2 separate regions of the Homo sapiens genome follow, and region 2 is linked to region 1. Evidence: chromatin contacts called from ENCODE Hi-C or POLR2A ChIA-PET data. All regions are on one chromosome and are shown on one strand. The core of a region is the stretch at or near the end of the contact, and the rest is flanking DNA. Distances in the headings are between cores, read along the strand shown. Region 1 holds the start of CXCR4 (C-X-C motif chemokine receptor 4). Region 2 holds the start of ARHGAP15 (Rho GTPase activating protein 15).

Evidence for each region. A loop is a pair of places that touch in the nucleus more often than their neighbours do. ChIA-PET counts read pairs that join two places held with the same protein, here RNA polymerase II (POLR2A). Pooled maps may share reads with other maps.
Region 2: a loop to region 1 is called in a pooled map, with 4 times the contacts of the local background. The contact joins the promoter of ARHGAP15 here to the promoter of CXCR4 in region 1. A Hi-C loop is called at or near these places in 1 of 168 maps with a recorded cell type or tissue (naive thymus-derived CD4-positive, alpha-beta T cell) and 4 of 50 pooled maps. POLR2A ChIA-PET finds 5 or more read pairs at or near these places in 1 of 52 experiments (activated T-cell).

What each region holds. Positions count from the first base shown.
Region 1 is chr2:136,116,201-136,119,746 of GRCh38, reverse strand. CXCR4 (C-X-C motif chemokine receptor 4) reads left to right here and starts at 1,598. Exons shown (of 2, transcript NM_003467.3): 1 at 1,598-1,701. The coding sequence starts at 1,687. RefSeq lists an enhancer at 2,607-2,676 and a silencer at 2,807-2,976.
Region 2 is chr2:143,127,861-143,131,406 of GRCh38, reverse strand. It overlaps ARHGAP15 (Rho GTPase activating protein 15), which reads right to left and starts at 1,988. Exons shown (of 14, transcript NM_018460.4): 1 at 1,941-1,988.

The sequences.
Region 1 (3,546 bases), core at 349-2,848:
GTGTCCTAACTCGTTCGTTTCTGAGAGTCCCATCTCCCGGCCCGGATATCATCTTTCCTGTGTCAGTGAAAGTGCAGAGTAGATGAGAACCTTTAACCACCAACATTAGGGAGGGGTCCCAGACAAAGGGGGAAAGTCATGCTCTGTAGAGAAAAGGTTCCCTGCCTCCGAACTACCTCTGGAACACTCCAGACTGAAATGTTTCCTCTTTTGATATAGAAAAGAGGGATCGTGTGTAGAGTGCAGTCTGGGCAATCCCTCTCCTCGGGACCATTTCGGGGTGGGGGCCTCTGGGGTCCGTGTCGCGACGCACGCGCCTCGGTCCCAGCTATCTCCGCAGCGGCCACCCCGCCTGCGGACGCAGTTTCTCGGCCCCGCCCCACACTCGCTCCCCCGCCCCACCCAGTCTCCGCGCCGGAGGGAAGTGGCGCGAGGGGGAAAGCACTGTCTGCGCGCCCACTGCAAACCTCAGCCAGTCTGAGATCGCTTTAAACGTCTGACCCCCACCCCCACTCCGCCCCGCCCAGTTCTTCAACCTAATTTCTGATTCGTGCCAAAGCTTGTCCTCTGCTCAAAATCGTGGAAGACGCCGAGTATGGGGACCGAAGACCTGGGTTCAAGCCCGGCTTGGAATCCCTGCCCATCCCTGGCATTTCATCTCTCCGGGCTTATTTGCTGGTTTCTCCGAATGCGGGCCTTGTCTGGTTCACGCTGGATCCCCAACGCCTAGAACAGTGCGTGGCACGCAGTTCGTCCTTCTATAAATATCGGACTAAATGCATCTCTGTGATGGTAATACCCACACGGTGTTGTGAGAATGAATGAGTGATTCTGTGCAAGTTCCTAGTGATCTGTTACAAAAAGTACTGGTCGCTAAATTACTCTTATAATAAAGCATACTTTTAGGATAATAAAGCACTATTCGCGAATTGGTTACCGCTATTATGAAATTACTGAGCAATACATATCTACATCTGATCAGTCTCCAGAATTATGCCAAATCCTACCTTCTTCTGAAAGTATCTCCTAATTATCTGCACCTGACCCTAGTGATGCTGTGAATGTGCAAGTATAGCTACATCCTCCGAAGGAAGGATCTTTACTCCTTTTACCTCCTGAATGGGCTGCGTCTGCTGAAAGCGCGGGGAATGGCGTTGGAAGCTTGGCCCTACTTCCAGCATTGCCGCCTACTGGTTGGGTTACTCCAGCAAGTCACTCCCCTTCCCTGGGCCTCAGTGTCTCTACTGTAGCATTCCCAGGTCTGGAATTCCATCCACTTTAGCAAGGATGGACGCGCCACAGAGAGACGCGTTCCTAGCCCGCGCTTCCCACCTGTCTTCAGGCGCATCCCGCTTCCCTCAAACTTAGGAAATGCCTCTGGGAGGTCCTGTCCGGCTCCGGACTCACTACCGACCACCCGCAAACAGCAGGGTCCCCTGGGCTTCCCAAGCCGCGCACCTCTCCGCCCCGCCCCTGCGCCCTCCTTCCTCGCGTCTGCCCCTCTCCCCCACCCCGCCTTCTCCCTCCCCGCCCCAGCGGCGCATGCGCCGCGCTCGGAGCGTGTTTTTATAAAAGTCCGGCCGCGGCCAGAAACTTCAGTTTGTTGGCTGCGGCAGCAGGTAGCAAAGTGACGCCGAGGGCCTGAGTGCTCCAGTAGCCACCGCATCTGGAGAACCAGCGGTTACCATGGAGGGGATCAGTGTAAGTCCAGTTTCAACCTGCTTTGTCATAAATGTACAAACGTTTGAACTTAGAGCGCAGCCCCTCTCCGAGCGGGCAGAAGCGGCCAGGACATTGGAGGTACCCGTACTCCAAAAAAGGGTCACCGAAAGGAGTTTTCTTGACCATGCCTATATAGTGCGGGTGGGTGGGGGGGGAGCAGGATTGGAATCTTTTTCTCTGTGAGTCGAGGAGAAACGACTGGAAAGAGCGTTCCAGTGGCTGCATGTGTCTCCCCCTTGAGTCCCGCCGCGCGCGGCGGCTTGCACGCTGTTTGCAAACGTAAGAACATTCTGTGCACAAGTGCAGAGAAGGCGTGCGCGCTGCCTCGGGACTCAGACCACCGGTCTCTTCCTTGGGGAAGCGGGGATGTCTTGGAGCGAGTTACATTGTCTGAATTTAGAGGCGGAGGGCGGCGTGCCTGGGCTGAGTTCCCAGGAGGAGATTGCGCCCGCTTTAACTTCGGGGTTAAGCGCCTGGTGACTGTTCTTGACACTGGGTGCGTGTTTGTTAAACTCTGTGCGGCCGACGGAGCTGTGCCAGTCTCCCAGCACAGTAGGCAGAGGGCGGGAGAGGCGGGTGGACCCACCGCGCCGATCCTCTGAGGGGATCGAGTGGTGGCAGCAGCTAGGAGTTGATCCGCCCGCGCGCTTTGGGTTTGAGGGGGAAAACCTTCCCGCCGTCCGAAGCGCGCCTCTTCCCCACGGCCGCGAGTGGGTCCTGCAGTTCGAGAGTTTGGGGTCGTGCAGAGGTCAGCGGAGTGGTTTGACCTCCCCTTTGACACCGCGCAGCTGCCAGCCCTGAGATTTGCGCTCCGGGGATAGGAGCGGGTACGGGGTGAGGGGCGGGGGCGGTTAAGACCGCACCTGGGCTGCCAGGTCGCCGCCGCGAAGACTGGCAGGTGCAAGTGGGGAAACCGTTTGGCTCTCTCCGAGTCCAGTTGTGATGTTTAACCGTCGGTGGTTTCCAGAAACCTTTTGAAACCCTCTTGCTAGGGAGTTTTTGGTTTCCTGCAGCGGCGCGCAATTCAAAGACGCTCGCGGCGGAGCCGCCCAGTCGCTCCCCAGCACCCTGTGGGACAGAGCCTGGCGTGTCGCCCAGCGGAGCCCCTGCAGCGCTGCTTGCGGGCGGTTGGCGTGGGTGTAGTGGGCAGCCGCGGCGGCCCGGGGCTGGACGACCCGGCCCCCCGCGTGCCCACCGCCTGGAGGCTTCCAGCTGCCCACCTCCGGCCGGGTTAACTGGATCAGTGGCGGGGTAATGGGAAGCCACCCGGGAGAGTGAGGAAATGAAACTTGGGGCGAGGACCACGGGTGCAGACCCCGTTACCTTCTCCACCCAGGAAAATGCCCCGCTCCCTAACGTCCCAAACGCGCCAAGTGATAAACACGAGGATGGCAAGAGACCCACACACCGGAGGAGCGCCCGCTTGGGGGAGGAGGTGCCGTTTGTTCATTTTCTGACACTCCCGCCCAATATACCCCAAGCACCGAAGGGCCTTCGTTTTAAGACCGCATTCTCTTTACCCACTACAAGTTGCTTGAAGCCCAGAATGGTTTGTATTTAGGCAGGCGTGGGAAAATTAAGTTTTTGCGCTTTAGGAGAATGAGTCTTTGCAACGCCCCCGCCCTCCCCCCGTGATCCTCCCTTCTCCCCTCTTCCCTCCCTGGGCGAAAAACTTCTTACAAAAAGTTAATCACTGCCCCTCCTAGCAGCACCCACCCCACCCCCCACGCCGCCTGGGAGTGGCCTCTTTGTGTGTATTTTTTTTTTCCTCCTAAGGAAGGTTTTTTTTCTTCCCTCTAGTGGGCGGGGCAGAGGAGTTAGCCA
Region 2 (3,546 bases), core at 739-3,238, 7.0 Mb before region 1:
CTTTAATATGACTTTCCAAATAAAATCTTCCGTATTATTTTCATTTCATCAAAACTTGTTTCTGACTCATCCACTTAAAACATATAAAGTAATAGAATTCTATAGTAACTTATTTGCAATTAACTGTCTTAAAATTTGGTTTGTACCTTACTGCTCTTTACAAACAATTCTGAAGGTATTTTAATTTACCTATCATCTTTACTCATTGATCTTTCTAAATTCATATCAAGCTCTCTTCAATTCATTCTTAATTTTACACATATTCCATAAAATATGTGTATTTTAATTTAACAGTTTCTGCAAGAAACACTCATTTTTACAGTGAATTTCTTTTTTAAAAGCATTAAACAATTTAAAAAATTTTCATGGACTTTTCCTCAATGCCAGATGTTTATCTGCATATTCATTCTTGCTAAGGTGTAAGTATTGCATGTGTTTATTCATTTGATATTCTTTTATAATAAAATGAAAGAAAGTAATAACATATCAACCAAAATTATCAGAATTATACAGCTTCTATAGATGCAGAGGTTCAGAACCACGATATTGAAGACAGATTTAAATAATGCTTTCCATTGTGAGGAAATGCAACAAATTGAAAATCTAATCACAATATCAAAGCAAATATATATTACCAGGGTCTTCTTACATGCTAACAATAAAAAATGTATTGAACACCAAGTCCTAATCTCTATTTTTCTGTGATCATTTTAATAGTCAACAAGTAGCTAGCTTCAGTATTGACAATTGAAGAGGTCTTAAAATGGAGTGTACTACTATGCCTAATAATTTCCTACTAAATTGACCATGTCAAAAAACATTTATGTGTGTCTTTCAATAGAAGACAATAAAAGAAAAGAAAATTGTTGCCACTTATCAACCCTGTAACCATTTTTTAATAACACAAAAAATAGGTGTTGTGGGGGCCATCACTTCTCCCATCCAGCAGCACAATAAAAATAATATTAGGGAAGAATGGATCATATCTTGGGCTGTTATTAAAATTCTTTCAAAAATCTACAGTCAGATTTATTTTAGGTATTTGTCTCTGAGATTAGCAATATTTTGATGTTTTCTGCACATATGTTACAGCACACAAAGACATTCTGTAAAAGCAAGAAGTCAATATAAAAGAAAATTACATGTCAGTTTAGGACTAACAAATCCTTTTCATTTCTAAGGTTTATTATTTTGGAATATTTCAAAGAAGGAAAATTATATAATTACATAAATAACAAAAGTATACCTCTAATTTGCCTCTCCTCTCAGAGTAACCTTCAATGAAATCAGCTGTGACTTCTTTTTTAAATATAAAAGTTTGCTTATGAATTAGAAACTTACACTCATTTCACCCTATATCTTAAATGAAATTTAGAAAAAAAATTTCAAGTGTCATGATAGACAGTATTCCTTTACATTTTAAAAGCTCCTTGCTTTTTAATTAGCTACATAGTAACCTTTTTAAGGGTTTTTAGTGCTAACATTAATACAATGCTTTAAAGTGAGTATCTTTCACACTGAAATTCAAGCTATTTCTCATTGTTATACCCTTTTCTCTTTCCTTATCTGGATGTTGAACAATACATATTTTTATAAAACAGTTGGTTAAAGGTGCAAAGTCTCACATTATTTCTAGTAGTTATTTTTAAATGCACTTCAAACTAAAACTTTATAACTTATTCTGTCTTTAACATTTTAGTACAAAATCTTAGCAAATCATCTTATTATTATAACATTTTAGTAAAAGACATTGGAATTTGACAGCTGCAAATATGAAAAGAACATTCTTTTCTACATCAAAGGAAACCAGCCAATGTTTTAATCACAGGTAAAAGCGTCATATTTTGTAGAAATGTTTATATGTTCACACCAAAATGTAGGAAACTCTGCCGAACATGTTCAAGTTTAAATTTCATGTACAATATAAAGTTAAAACTTACCTTTTCTCGGCAATGACCTGTTATTGAAACTGCCATCAACTCCTAACTGTTAATGACTCTTTCAACAAAAACGGAAAACAGTAAAGTCACATGTCGTAAGAGTAGGCCTGTGTTGGATGCTGCTTAATTTCAGTACTGGGGGAAGAAAAAGGCGGGGGGTGGGGTGAGCACAAAACTTTTAAATAAAACCACTTCCTGGGTAGAGACAGTTAACCACACACATCACATCATTACTCAATTTGAAGAAATTGCCTTGTATAGTCAACAATATTGTTATTTTTCAATGTTATTATCAATTGTCAAACAAGACACATGTATAGAGATTTTATCAATTTTAACTTAAGGGAGGAAAATGTGTGATTAAAAATTCATCAGTGGGAGGAGCAGACTGCTAAGCACTGAAGAAACTTCCTCTTTCTCTGCCTTCTAGCAAGGGCTGAAAAATGAAGCGTCTACTCTGCTGGCTACGCTTGAGATGCTCCCATGCTATCAGGACACTCTGCATATTGACTTTGGAAGCAAGGAAGCCACCTCCAATTCACAGAGCTGGTGCCTCTGCCTCATTCATGAAAGGACCCACCAAAACCTGATCCAGTTAACAGGTTCATCAGGCCTTGGGAGGGTTGCATTAGAACTTCAGAAAACACAGCCCAGAGCCACGCCGCCATCTGAGCATCTGGGGAAAAGGCAGGTGTTCATCATGCTCGTCGAACACACCCTGTGGCATTTGCTGTGACTGTGGCTCTCATACGGATGTGTCCACTCTGGCAATTTCCTAAGCAGTTCTGAAACCTGCTGAAGAGCTTTTGCTCTAGCTGAGTGATTCTTTGTGTGGTCTGACTTAAAAAGAAAAAAAATATATATTATAATAAAGGATCCAAACAATATCATTTTGGCATGCTGCTGAATGCCCTCTTGTGTCAAACTTCAACAAACCCAAGACATATTTGTAAGGGGTCTCAGAAATAACTCTAGGATGTGCATCTTTATTGAGCCATGGAGTTCAAGAATAAGCTCCTGGATTTTCAGGCTTGGCTGGTTTTGTGAGATTTGCAGCTTAATCATAAAAGGAAGAGAGGAAAAGCTTTCCTTCCAAATATATGAGAGAGTTAAATCACAATCTCTTGTCATACAAACCAATTAGACTAGAAATCTGTGTAATAGAGCTCAGTGGTATAGAATGTTTGGCATACTAAAAGTCAATCTTTAAAAATAGATTTGGTGGATATGGCCCAAGTTAGGGATGGCATGTCCCTATCAGTTAACTGAATTTCTCTGGGATCTTTTTCTAAAAATCACATTTCAGATTGACCCTAGAATTCACTGTCAGTTCTCATTTCAGGAAGGACCTTTTTAAGTGTTTAGAGTCCTGAAGATTTGTACTGAATGCTTCTCCTTAACACCGAAGAGAAAATGGAAAGTTCATAATATTAAAAGTGAGGAAAGCAGAATTCCGGGCTTAATTCTGACACTGCTATTCACTTAACCTTGGCCAAGTTACTTAAGTTCTCTGAAATTTAGTTCATTTATCCATGTAATGAAACATCCGCATAAAAAAATCCATCTTGGGGAACACGATAAGTAAATAGATGTATATATTTTGTAT